Linked DNA regions of Homo sapiens: region 2 is linked to region 1. Evidence: chromatin contacts called from ENCODE Hi-C data. All regions are on one chromosome and are shown on one strand. The core of a region is the stretch at or near the end of the contact, and the rest is flanking DNA. Distances in the headings are between cores, read along the strand shown. Region 1 has its middle 6.2 kb from the start of LILRB1. Region 2 holds the start of PPP6R1 (protein phosphatase 6 regulatory subunit 1).

Evidence for each region. A loop is a pair of places that touch in the nucleus more often than their neighbours do. Pooled maps may share reads with other maps.
Region 2: a loop to region 1 is called in a pooled map, with 2.7 times the contacts of the local background. The contact joins the promoter of PPP6R1 here to the enhancer-like site in region 1. A Hi-C loop is called at or near these places in 8 of 37 single-sample maps with no recorded cell type and 5 of 50 pooled maps.

The regions. Positions count from the first base shown.
Region 1 is chr19:54,620,954-54,627,569 of GRCh38, reverse strand. It overlaps a transcript of LILRB1 not described here. Among named protein-coding and RNA genes, the nearest start is that of LILRB1, 6.2 kb to the left of the region's middle. Within about 2 kb of position 4,994, at least 3 of the 41 ENCODE cell types and tissues checked have a DNase peak (open chromatin) inside an H3K27ac peak, as active enhancers do.
Region 2 is chr19:55,255,212-55,262,062 of GRCh38, reverse strand. It overlaps PPP6R1 (protein phosphatase 6 regulatory subunit 1), which reads left to right and starts at 3,046. Exons shown (of 24, transcript NM_014931.4): 1 at 3,046-3,628. RefSeq lists enhancers at 2,409-2,458, 2,539-2,588, 2,619-2,818, 2,824-3,798 and silencers at 2,648-2,942, 2,849-3,128, 3,259-3,358, 3,529-3,588, 4,773-4,966.

The DNA of each region.
Region 1 (6,616 bases), core at 3,745-6,244:
CTGACATCCTAAAGAATATCTAGTGATAAACCTCGTCAAAGCAGGAGGGGGTGAAGGACATGGAAGGGTTTCTTGTGGGGTTTTTAAAAAGTCCTTAGAAGCAGCTCTTATCTGAGAGCTGGAAGCATGGGCCTCCTCTCCTTCAGGCCTTCCTGGCCCTGTGGGGTCTGAGCTTGACCAAAGTCATCTCATCCTTGCACATGTGACTTTCCTATTGGGTGTCTGCAGTGAAGGGATTGGGTTACGAAGTTTAACCTGAGAGTTTCAGGAATTTCGTTGAGGGGAGGGCTTGTTTCTACCTCTTTAGCAAAAGGGTTAATTTTTCAGTGTTTTCTAAAAACAACCTAAAGTGCTTTATCAGTACTTGGGGATGCTGAAGACCTCAGCTTGGGTTCCAGCCTGCAGGTGAAAGCATGCATCTGTCCAACCCACAGAGCAGCCATGGCACTTTGTCTCTCTCTCAGAACAAAGCAAAAAATGGAGGAAACCGTGGGACCCTAGAGAGACTGTTGTTCTCCCTCTTCTGTGTTTGTGGACAGACCCTGGGATAGCTCCCCTCAGTGACCCGGGCCACACTCAGCATTGAGCCACCTTCCCGGGTGTGCATGACACAGATGCGCTTTATCACTGCTGGACCAGGCATCTCTAGCACGTGAGTGTGAGGCTCACATGGGCCCCACCATGCCGGACAGAACACAGAGCTGATTCTAAGCTTGGCAGCATGGACACCGCAGGGCAGGAGTGACCACAGCAATGCTCCTCATCAGCTTTCCTTCCTGAGTCAGCCCGGGGAGAAACTGTATGGAAGATCACATGTGTGGGAGAAAAACCCACCCAAGAGAAATAAAAATCAAAAAGTCCATTACAGAAAAAACAGGCAATTATAGAAATGAATTAGGAAGCTACTGTGAGGTGAAAAATAGTAAATCATATCAACACATTTAGAAATAATTGCATCAAGAACAAGACACAGCTGAAATGATGAGCATAGTATTGGTGTGGAATATCTATTAAATTTTTCATTAGTCATCAGAGAAAAACTAGAAATGAATAAAGTAGAAAACATAATTAATGCACACAAGAAATGGAATGAGAAGAGGAAACAGGTATCTCTCTATGGATCACACTTTCAGAATGAAGGAAATAAGGAGTACGTTATTCAGTAAATATTGCAAAGAAAATGGTTGACATTTTTACAGAAATGAAGAAAGAACATGAGTTTAATGTGAACAAATTAATAAATAACATCAATGTCTTAACTATGATAGAGTAAAAGATACCTAGAATAGATACAAAGTAATTTTAAAACTACTGGAGAAAATGAAAATTATTCTCAAATGAAAGACAAGCACATTGGGACCGGATTTCCCAAGAGTAAAAAGTGACAAGAAAATGATTGTGGGCTGAGGTTCAAGTTGGCTGAATGGAAAGGGCTGGAGTCTGCCTACTCACTAAGAGGACCCAAAATAGTGAGTAAATACCAACAGGTCAAGTGGATCTTCCAAGAGGATGCTGGGGTTCACCTGAGAAACATGAGGACATGGAAAGAAGAGAAGAGAAAAGGTGGGAGCCAGGAGAGGCTCCTAACACGGGGAAGGGGTGAGTGAGTGAGAGATTCTCTAACACGGGGAAGGGGTGAGTGAGTGAGAGATTCTCTAACACGGGGAAGGGGTGAGTGAGTGAGAGGCTCCTAACATGGGGAAGGGGTGAGTGAATGAAAGAGTCCCTAACACGGGGAAGGGGTGAGTGAGTGAGAGGGTCCCTAACACGGGGAAGGGGTGAGTGAGTGAGAGATTCCCTAACATGGGGAAGGGGTGAGTGAGTGCGAGGCTCCCTAACCCGGGGAAGGGGTGAGTGAGTGCGAGGCTCCCTAACACGGGGAAGGGGTGAGTGAGAGGGTCCCTAACACGGGGAAGGGGTGAGTGAGTGCGAGGCTCCCTAACACGGGGAAGGGGTGAGTGAGTGAGAGGCTCCTTAACAAAGGGAAAGATTGAGTGGGTGTGAGGCCCCTGGGATCCACACCCCTGTCTTGGCCCTTTACAATCCTGGTCACAGGAGAGCCCCTGACCCCCCTTGGCCTACAGAGGCACAGGGAGTTCCCAGAGATGGTGCAGAGGCGCCTCTGGAGCCCACGTGGAATCCCACAGGCTTCTGATCCCTGAGCAGCCTGGGTCCAGCTGCCACTGCCTTAGCAGGGAGGGAGGAGGCCAGGCACCTCTGTGGGCCCCAGAATAAGTATGACAGCTGGGGCACAGGAGCAGCCAAGCTGAGCACCACACAGCTGCCCACCTCTGTTGCTTCCTGCGAAATGGGGCTTCCTTCCTGCTAATGGGGCTTGCCAGCTGCAGGGCCCCAGTCACCCGTCCTGCCCCCACCCGAACACCGTGGCCCTGGCTCAGTGCCCTCTGAAAGTCCAATGCTCAGAGGCCCCTGACAAGCCCTTTGCAGTCACTGCCACCTCTGCCTCTGTCCCTGCTGCCCCAGGCCCAGGGAGGGTGTGGGGAGGCCTGGCACTTTCACGTGTCCCCAGAGCAAAACCGAGTGACACTTCTTCAGGAGGGAAGTGTGAGCGGGCCCTGTGCCTCACAGCTGCCAGTCTCCAGTGCCCCAGCAGAGGGGCCCTGCCCTCCCTAGTGACAGGCCCACAGCACAGCCACCCTGCCCCCACCTGGACATTTCAGCTGCAGCCCCCAGCCCTTCTGAGAGCCCAGTCCCCACAGGTCTGTGATCTGCCGCAGGCTCTACCACCTGAGCCTTCTGCCTGCCCCGCCTGAGGGTTCTGCCTGTGCCCTGGGGACCAGCCCATCCCTCCCCATCACAGCCAGCATCTGAACCCCGGAGCAGCCAAAACCCAGTCCAGCCCCTTCAGGACTCACACACGCTGTCCAGCCGGCCACCTAGGGGCCTGTGATCCGGGAACTACCTGCCCTTTCCTACCCTGCTGGCACCTGACCACTCACCCCAGGGCCTGAGGTCGGGCCCACCCAGCCAGCAACACCACCACAACTGACGTCCACTCTCCCATCCAGAGAGGCAGAAGCCCCACATCCCACCTACATGAAGCAGCTACCACGTCAGACAACAGACAGCCGCTCAGGGTCTGCACTGGGCTGAGGGAGGAGGCTCTGCCTTGGAACCACGCCTGCAGAGAGTGGCAAGGCAGGTGTTTCCCACGGCCCTCAGCCACACTGTGGCCTGGGGAGAGACAAAAGTGTGTGTCTGAACTGAGACTCATGAGCCCTGGAGCACGGGTGTGATAGGGAGACAGACAACGTTCCTCCCTATGGGACTGGAAACGGTGTAGCTCCTTCACCCCCCGCAGAGACCTCAGGGCATTTCACTAGGAGCTGCTCCAGCCATGTCCATCAGGACTAGTGCCTGCACTCATCACTGGGATATCTGTGGGCAAGCCGGGGGTTCCAGCTCTGCCCAGGGGTGTTCCCTCGCCCCTGTGGAACACAAAGCTCAGGGCACCTGACACTCCACGGTCCAGCCCTTCCCCTGAAACAACAGTCAGCACCTCACAGGAAACACACCAGGTCCATATCCACCTGCTTGTGCCGAGGGTGGCTCTTACCCTTAAGCACCAGCTCCTGGCCTGCAATTTGAGCTGCACAGCCCAACACAAACCCTGCTGCAGAAGCTCCCAAAGCCATGGGAAAAGCCAAAAGACCCTTCCCAACATGCTCTACAGTCACCCTCCCTGCGGGGCCGGGGGAAAATGTGCAAAACAAATCCCATCCAAATGAAAATAAATTCGAAGAGAGTAAGTGGAGGCCTCTCCAGAAGAGAAGGAATCAGTGTAAGGATTCTGACGCTGTGAAAAATCTGAATATTGTGGCACCACCAAAGGATCGCACTGGCTTGCTAGTGATGGATGCTGAAAACAATGGAAACTCTGAAAGGACAGATAAAGAATGAGATTGAGACAAAAACATTACAAAGAATCAGTGAAAGAAAACGTTGGTTTTTTGAAAGTATAAATAAAATTGAGAGATGGCTGACTACACTAACCAAAAAAAGGAGAAGATTTAAATAAGCACAATCAGAAATGATAAAGTTGACATTACAACCAACGCCACAGAAATACAAATGACCATCAGAGACTACTATGAACACCTTTATGCACGTAAACTAGAAAACCTAGAGAAATGGATGAATTCCTAGACACATACAACTTCCTAAGATCGCACAGGCAAAAAATAGAAACCCTAAACAGACCAATAACAAGTAACCAAAAAGAATCAGTACTAAAAATCTTCCGGCAAAAAAGCCCAAGAACAGATGGATTCACAGTCGAAATTTGCCATATACACAACGAAGAGCTGGTGCCAATCATAATGAAAGTATTCCAAAAAATCAAGGCGATGGGATTCTTTCCTAGCTCATTCTATGAAACCAATATCACCCTGATAGCAAAATCAGACAGGGATCCAACAGAAAAATAAAGCTACAGGCCAAGAAACCTGAGGAACACAGGTGCAAAAATCCTCAAGAAAATGCTATTAAACGGAATCTAACAGTGTATCAAAAACATAATTCATCATGATCAAGTTGGCTTGATTCCAGGGATGAAAGGATGGTTCAATATATGCAAGTCAATAAAAGTGACTCATGACATAAACTAAGAACAAAAAGCATATGGTCATCTCAATAGATGCAGATAAAGCGTTCGAGAAAGTCCAATATCCCTTCATGATAAAATCCCTCAACAGACTAGGCATGAAAGAAACATACCCCAAAATAAGAGCCTTATAAGACAAACGCACAGCCAACCTTAAAATTGAATGGGGAGAAGTGAAAGCATTTCCCCAAGAAATGGAACAGGATAAGGATGTCCACTCTCACCACTCCTATTCAACACAGTACTGGAAGTCCTAGCCAGAGCAATCAGGCAACAGAAAGAAAGAAAGTGCATCCACATTGGAAAAGAGAAAGTGAAATTATCTGTGTGTGCTGATGACACGATCATATACCCAGAAAACCCTGAAGATTCTTCCAGAAGACTCGTAGACTTGGTAAGTGACTTCAGTAAAGTCTCTGGATAAAAAAATCAAGCTACAAAAATCAGTAGCTTTTCTATACATCAGTACCGTTCAAGCTGAGAATCAAATTAAGGACACACAAACACAAACACACACTGAGGAGTATATTTAACCAAGGAGGTGAAAGACCTCTACACAGAGAGTGACAAAAGGCTGATGAAAGGAACTGTAGGCAACACAACCAAATAGAAAAATATTCCTTGCTCACAAATGGGAAGAATCAATATTGTTAAAATGACCATATTGCCCAAAGCATACTACAGATTCAACACAATTCCTATTAAATTACAAATGTCATTTCTTTAACAGAATTAGAGAAAAAGCAATTTTTAAATTCATTTGGAACCAAAAACCAGCCTGAACAGCTAAAACACTTCTATGCAAAAAGAACAAAACAGGAGGCATCACATTGCCTGATTTCAAGTTATACTATAAGGCCATAGTAACTAAGACAGCATTTACTAGTACAAAAATATACACAGACATCAAGGGAACAGAATAGAGAAACTAGAAATAAAGATACATGCCTACAACATACTGAGCTTTGCTAAAGTCAACAAAGTAAACAATGGGGAAAGGACACCCTATTCAATAAAGGATGCTGGAAAAACTGGGTAGCCATATGCAAAAGAATAAAACTGGACCTTTATCTCCCACCATGTACAAAAATCAACTCAAGATGAATTAAAGACCTCAATGTGAGACCTGAAACTATGTAATTCCTAAAGCAAAATTTAGGAAAAACCCTTCTGGACATTAGTCCAGGCAAAGAACTTATGGTAAAGACCCTTAAAAATGCAACAAACCCCCGAATAGACAAATGAGACATGATTAAAATTAAAAGCTACTGCACAGCAAAAGAAACAATCAACAGAATGAACAGACAACCTACACAATGGAAGAAAATATTTGCAAATTATGCCTCCAACAAAAGACTAATGTCCAGAATCTGCAAGGAAGTCAAAGAATTCAACATGAAAAAAAAAAAACAAAAAACACAGACAACTTTATGGAAAACTGAGTAAAGACCATCAACAGACATTTCTCAAAACAAGAAATATAAGTGGCCAACAAACACATTAAAAAATGCTCAACATCATTAATCATCAGAGAAATTCAACTTAAAACCACACTGAGTATCAACTTACACCAGTCAAAATGGCTACTTTTAAGAAGTCAGAACCAACAGATGTTAGCAAGATACATGGTTGGTAGGAATGTAAATGAGTTTATCTTCTATGGAAAATAATATGGAGCTATCTCAACTAAAAATAGAACTACCATTTCACTTAGCAATCCCATTACATGGTATCCAGCCAAAGGAAAAGTCATTATATTAAAAAGACAATTGGGTCAGGTGTGGTGGCTCACGCCTGTAATCCCAGCACTTTGGGAGGCCAAGACAGGCAGATCACCTGAGGTTGGGAGTGTGAGACCAGCCTGGGCAACATGGTGAAACCCTGTCTCTACTAAAAATACAAAAAATTAGCTAGGCATGGTGGCGAGCACCTGTAATCCCAGCTACTTGGGAGGCTAAGGCAGGAGAATCGCTTGAACCCAGGAGCCGGAGG
Region 2 (6,851 bases), core at 1,797-4,296, 640 kb before region 1:
CCAGCATCCTTTGCTGTAGGGTAATCATGTGACATTAGCTCCACAAATCAGAACTCTCTCTGGGAATCTGTTTTGTACACCAATCAGAACCCGCTGGTGGTCTAGCTCCTCTACCAATCAGAGCCCGCCGGTCGTCGGGCCAAGAGTTGGCGGTGGAGGGGCCCCTGCCCAGGTTCCCTTCTGGCTAGTGCAGGAGCAGCCACACCTGGCTTCTGGACAGGGCTGGCAGAGATTCTGGCGGGAGTGTCTGAGCCAGGTGCCGTTGATGGAGGCTGCACTGTGTCTCAGGAGCAGGCCTGTGGCTGGGTGTGGGCTTCATTCCTGACTGCAAAGCGCCAAGCGGATTCTGTAGCTTTCTCAGAGACGTGGGATTGGGGCGGGAGGTGGGGGTGTCGGAGGCTGCCTCAATTCCTTTAATAAATTCCTTTTCTGTTTAGCTACAAGAAATTTTGTCATTTGTAGACAAGAGCTTTGAAAGCTGTTGTTTTTCCAGAGAGGAGGCTGAGCTCAGAGGAGGCTGACCCCTGACCAAGTTCACAGCCAGGATTCACAGCTGGACTAATTCCAGAGCGATCCTCCTCTTTCTTTTTCTTTTTCTTTCTTTTTTTTTTCTTTTGAGACGGGAGTCTCACTCTGTTGCCCAGGCTGGAGTGCAGTGGCCCGATCTTGGCTCACTGCAGCCTCCACCCTCCGAGTTCAAGAGATTCTCCTGCCTCAGCCTCCCAAGTAGCTGGGATTACAGGCGCCTGCCACCGCGCCCGGCTAATTTTTGTATTTGTAGTAGAGACCAGGTTTCACCATCTTGGCCAGGCTGGTCTTGAACTCTTGACAGGGTGATCCACCCTCCTCGGCCTCCCAAAGTGCTGGGATTACAGGTGTGAGCCACTATGCCCGGCCAATCCTCCTCTTTCTTGTATCCTGGTTTCCTAGGACAATTTGATGTCAGACTCATTCCTTTTGTGTGGATTGTTCTGGTGGATCTGGGATTTTTGAGTCTATTTGGATTGGTTTTTATCACTCCTCTTCCTAAATCCAGGATAAATTGAGAGGTAGCTGCAGGATCTGAGATCCTGTCTCAAGAAAAAAGTTCCAGTTGTAGTCCCAGCTACTCGGGAGGCTGAGGCGAGAGGATTGCTTGAGCCCAGGAGTTCGAGGCTGCAGTGATCTGTGATCGTGCCATGCACTCCAGCCTGGTCGACAGAGCCAGACCCTGTCTCTTAAAAAAAAGTTTCAATTCTAATGCAAACACAATGTATATCTGTGAGTTCTGCTGGGTGGAAATCCAGACTTCAGTCATTAAAGCCCCCACAGCTTCCCAGCTTCCATTTGAAGGGTAGGGACTATAGCCACATCCTTATCCCTCAGTTCCTGACCTCTGTGTTAAAACAGTGTGGCAATGATGCCATCATATTGTGGAGAAAACAAGGAAGCCAAATGCTGGGTAAAAGACAAAACATCTCTATAGAAAAAAGAGAAAAGGAAATGCCTCTCTGTGATGGTTCATTTCAGGTGTTGACTGGGCTAAGGGATGTCCAGATAGCTGGTAAAACATTATGGGTGTGTCTATGAGGGTATTTCTGGAAGAGACTAGCATTTGAATCGGTAGACTGAATAAAGATCTTCCCTCCCCAGTGTGAGCTGGCATTATCCAATCCATTGAGGGTCTCAATAGAACAAAGAGGGCAAAGGAGGGGTGAATTTGCTCTTTTTTTTTTTTTTTTTTTTTCTCGAGACGGAGTCTCGCTCTGTCACCCAGGCTGGAGTGCAGTGGCCTGATCTGGGCTCACTGCAACATCCACCTCCCGGGTTCAAGTAATTCTCCTGCCTCAGCCTCCTGAGTAGCTGGGATTACAGGCGCACACCGCCACGTCCGGCTATTTTTTGTATTTTAGTAGACACGTGGTTTCACTGTGTTGCCCAGGCTGGTCTCAAACTCCTGAGCTCAGGCAATCCGCCCACCTCGGCCTCCCAAAGTGCTGGGATTATAGGCGTGGGGTCTTGAACTCCTGAGCTCAAGTACAGGCAGGCGTGAGCCACCACGCTGGGCCCTTTGTTTTTGAGACAGGTTCTCGCTCTGTCTCCTAGGATGGAGTGCAGTGGTGCAATCCGGCTCACTGCAGCCTCGGCTCAAGCGATTCTCCTGCCTTAGCCTCCCGAATAGCTGAGACCACAGGCGCGGGCCACCAGGCCCAACTAATTTTTTAAATTTTCTTTTGTAGAGACGGGGGTCTCCCTAGGTTGCCCAGGCTGGTCTCCAACTCCTGGTCTCATGCCATCCTCCGGCCTCGGGCCTCCTAAAGTGTTGTGATTACAAGCGTAAGCCACCGCGCCCGGCCAATTCGGAGTCTTAAAACAAAAACAAAAACAAAAAAGTTCCTCGCGCCCACACGATTTTTACAGTAGGCCTCTAACATGGGTAGAGAGGGGAGCTATTAAAGTTGGGGAAACCGAGGCTCAAAGCCAGAGGGACCTTCATCAATCTAGACACAAGGTCTAGGAGGTCTCTTTCAGTTGATGCTATTAGAAGCTGCTTTGGGCGGAACTGGCAACACCAGCGACCCGGCCGGGACTATCGCCAGCAGACGGAAACGACTGAGGGCCTCTGAGGCTCGGAGGCGGCTAAGCGCGAGAGCCGGACGGAACGAAGGCGCCTGGCTTTGGCTGGAGCGAAAACCAGGTCTGGATTTCGCAAGAGCCCGACCCTGGAGCCAAAGCTCCACTATGATTAGAGGAGACAGAACAGCGAACGGATTTCCAAACGGAGCGAGTGGGAAGGGAAATCCTGGAGCGGAATATTCACGGGGCCTTGGAACGGAGCCGGTGCGCAGCTGCGGCTCACTGAGCTGTCTGGGTTTATTCCGGGGCAGACCGTTGGCACCAACGGGCGCAAGCGCGTCTGCGGCGGCGGGGTTCAAGAGTGGGCGGTGTCGGGAGCGCCCGGGCGCACGCGCACTGCACCGCCCAGGCGTGCACCCCGCCCCCCGCACCTGCGCACCAACACAGCCGCGGGAGGGCGGGGCCTCCTGCGTCGTCCTGCGCTAGGGGGATTGTGGGATAGTGGCGGAGGGAGCCGGGCGTCGGAGGCCCTGAGGCCGGCCGCAGAGCCCGGAGATTGAGCGGCTTTGGGGAAGGGGTGGTTAAGGAAGTAGGCCTCGGCTTCCGTCGGTCGCTGCTCGGCTCTGCGGCCCGTTTGGACCGCGGAGGAGGTCGCCTTCCCCTCCCGTGGGGCGCTCGGTTGGACTGTGGAAACCGGGGCAACTTCCCCCGTCTTCCCGGCTGAGGCGCCTGCGTGGGCCTCGCGACCCGGCTCGCCAACCCGCCTCGGCCCGCACGCCCACCTCGCCTGCGGACCCCGGAGGTGCCTACGCGGACTAGTGACGCCCCCCGCCCGTCGGCAACTCCACCCGGCGCTGACCCCCTCAACTCTGCAGGACCCGGCGCGCGAGGACCCCACGACCCGCGGGCGCCTGCGCGGACCCCGCGAGCCCCGGCGCCTGCGCGAGTCCCCGACGCCGCCCCCGCCCCCACTCACCGGGCCCCGCAGCAGGGGCCGGAGCCGCCGGCGGCGGGGCGGGGGGGGGCGCCCCGATGAGCCCCGAGTGCGAGGAGCCGCCGCCCCCCCTCGCAGGTGAGCGGCCCGCGTCGCCCGACCCTCTCTCTCCAGGGCCAGGCGCCCACGTCTTCCCCTCTCCGCGTCCCCTCAGGCTTTTCCCTCTCGGGACCCCCGCGGGTCTTTTCTGCTTCGGATCCTTTCCCTCCTTCCTTCGGGTTTCCTCTCCACGGCACCCCGTTTCTTCCCCCTCGACCCTCCCCAGTCTCTTAATCTCTTCACCTCAGCTCCGCCGCCACCCTAGTCTCAGTCTCTTGCTCTCGGCCTTTTCCCACTCGCTCTCTGCAGCTGCGCTCCCCAGTCCCTGAGCCTCAGCTCCGCTCTCTTGCCTCTCTGGCCGGTTCCCCGGCCCCCCAGGAGTCTTTCTCCCTGGTTACCCTGGACTTTGCCTGCTTACACCCTTCCCTCTCGCCCCGATCTCTGCCCCGCCACCTCTTCCGTGGCGCAGCCTCCTTAGATCCCCGGAGCTCAGGACTGGAGGAGCGGGGCTTGTTTTCACCTTGACCGACCCTCTCCCGCCTCCGGCTTCTTGTGCGAGGGACCTGGGAGCGGGGCTTCTCTGGAGCAGCCACCACTCGGGCCTGCTTCAGTGAGATGAAGCCTGCTGAGGGCAGGCAGGGAGCCTGGCGCTGGGCACCGAGGAGGGGGCATCAGCCCTAGGCCCTGCCCTGGAGGTGGGGCCGGTCCCTGGAGGGGGTACAAAGGCAGAGCCGGACAGTCACAATTCCTGCGTGTCGTGATCGAGGTGACTTAGGGAGCTGCAGGGGGCCACAGAGCGGGAGGCACTGGTGAGACTGACTGGACGGACGGCTTTTTCTGTCTAGGAAGGATGAGTAGGAGGTGACAGATGGAGAGTGGGAAGAAGGGCCTTCCGGGGGGGGAAGGAGCAGCACGTGCAGATATGTCAAGGAAGGAAGGTCGGAGTCCTGAGTGCAGATGTATTGGGAGGGTGAGGGGCAGAGTAGTTCCGCCCGGCGTGCTTATCCAGGCCTCGAATGGGACCTCTGGTTGGGGTCTTTCTTGCTCGCTCGTAGTACACACAGACATGACCATAGACACCCGCCTGAAAGGCAAGATGTTTCAGGAAAGGAAGCTGCGTAGACTGTCAGGTGCGGTACTGGGTTCACAGTTGTAGAGAAACTGCAGTGGGATTTCATCCAGCCCAAGGGCGAGGGTCTAACTGTTAGCGTGCGCTGCAAATGCAGCAAGGACTCGAGATTGCCTGGATAACACAGGATGAGGACTTGGTTTACATACATGCACAACACACATGGAGACACGGCGCCCGGCCACGTGTGCTTACTAGTGGTGGGATGGCTGTTGGAGCTGCTTGTGCTGTTGAAAATGTTATGCTTTTTTTTTTTTTTTTTTTTTAACTCTAGTTCTGGGATTGGGATCATGAGAAGGCAGTCCAGCTAATTGTTAGAGGATCTTTTGCCAGACAGACCTAGGCCGAGTCCGGCTTCTGCCAAGCGAGACCTTGGACAAGTTGTTCCTCGTCTGTAAGTGGGGATAGCAGACTGCTCTCCTCAGAGGGTGGATCTAGGGATTAAGTGCAGGGTTTGTAGAAGCCTGTGGCAGAATGCAAGGCACATGACACTCTGCAATCAGTAGCTGTTTTGATGTTGATGATTTTGAGACTGGGTTTTGCTCGTTTGCCCAGCCTTGAACTCCTGGACTCAAGTGATTTTCCCACCTTAGCCTCCTAAGTAGCTAGGACTACAGGCACGTCCTGCAATGCTTGCTCAATTTTTGTGTTTTTGTACCACGCTTGGCTAATGTTTGTATTTTTTGTAAAGACTGGGTCTTGCTCTGGTGCCCTGCTGTGGTGCCCAGGCTGATTTCAAACTCGTGGGTTCAAGCAGTCCTCCTACCTAGCCTCCCAGAGAGCTGGGATTATAGGCATGGACCACCACACCTGGCCGTTCTTTCGATTATTATTTGATTTGGGAATGTCCATTGCAGTGGCTCTCAACTGGGGGCGATTGTGTCCCCTGGGGGACGATTGGCGATATCTGGAGATGTTTTTGGTTGTTACAACTGGGGGGAATGCTGCCAGTATCTGGTGAGTGGAGGTGGAGGCTAGGGATGTTGCTAAGTGTCCTCCAGTGCATGGGCAGCCCCAACACCGAAAAGAACCGTCCAGCCCAAATGTTAGCAGCGCAGAGGAGGAGAACTTTGCTCCACTGCTGGGGTATGGTGTGTCGTTGTGGCTTATTTGCTCTGTTGTGACTCATGAGCTGTGAGTTGGTGAGTTGTGTATTGCGAGTCACCACCATCTTTGTGGCCATTAGCTTTTGTTGGTTCATCTACTGTTTCTTTCCATTAGAGGAGAACCTGCTTGTCTGGTCCCCCTGCCCATTTTTTTTCTTTTGTGGGATGTGTGGCCCAGTGCTCTTAACAGAACACCTTTCTCTGGCTTCAGTTTTCATTAATTCAACAAGTAGCTTTAGTTGGGCCTGGCCTTATGCTAGATCCTGGGAAGTCGGCATGTTTCAGGGGGAGGCAGATGACTGAACAGGTACATCCTGTCACAGAGCCGAGGCTCACATGCTGTTCCAGGGTGACTGCGGGATGCTGTGGAAGCGGCGTGGAGCAGGCCTCTAACACAGATGCGGGGGGGAGGCTCCCTGGAGGAAGTGGTGTCTGTGTGGGGGCCTGAAGGACCCAGGAGGAGCTAGTCAGACTCGAAGAGCTCCGGGAAGGAGGAGGGAGCAGCCCAGCCCCGGCTGAGGGCAGTCAGGTGTGACGCCCACGCGGGAGGTAGCAAGAGATGAGGTGAGAGAGGCCTGAGAGCTTTGGTGAGAGTGAGGGGCCTTGCCAGAGTGGGAATCACTCGGCACCCGGCTTGATGGGGCTCACCTGCCTTTCCATGCCAAACCGTGGTTTTCCCTTTGCACACCAGTTTTGTGGGTCCTTCTCCAGAGAGTGCTGCCTTATAGTAACCCCATCTGTGAGGTATTTCCCGGATAAGGAAACTGGGGCTCGGTGGGGTGAGATCCTTGGTCTAGGCCACAGAGATTTCAGTTTGGGGAGGTCAAATGGGAATGCAAGCTTTTCTGACTTTGGATCACACTGTAACCCTAACTCTGCCCCTTTCTGTTTTTCCAAAGAGCTATTTCAAATCCGTTCATTGGTCTTTTCCTTTCTTTCCTTTAAACCTGTGGCCAGTTCAGGAGACGATTTGAATGTGGATGTTCAAGTCCCCGTCCCAGTCCTTGGCCAGTGTTTCTAGACTCTT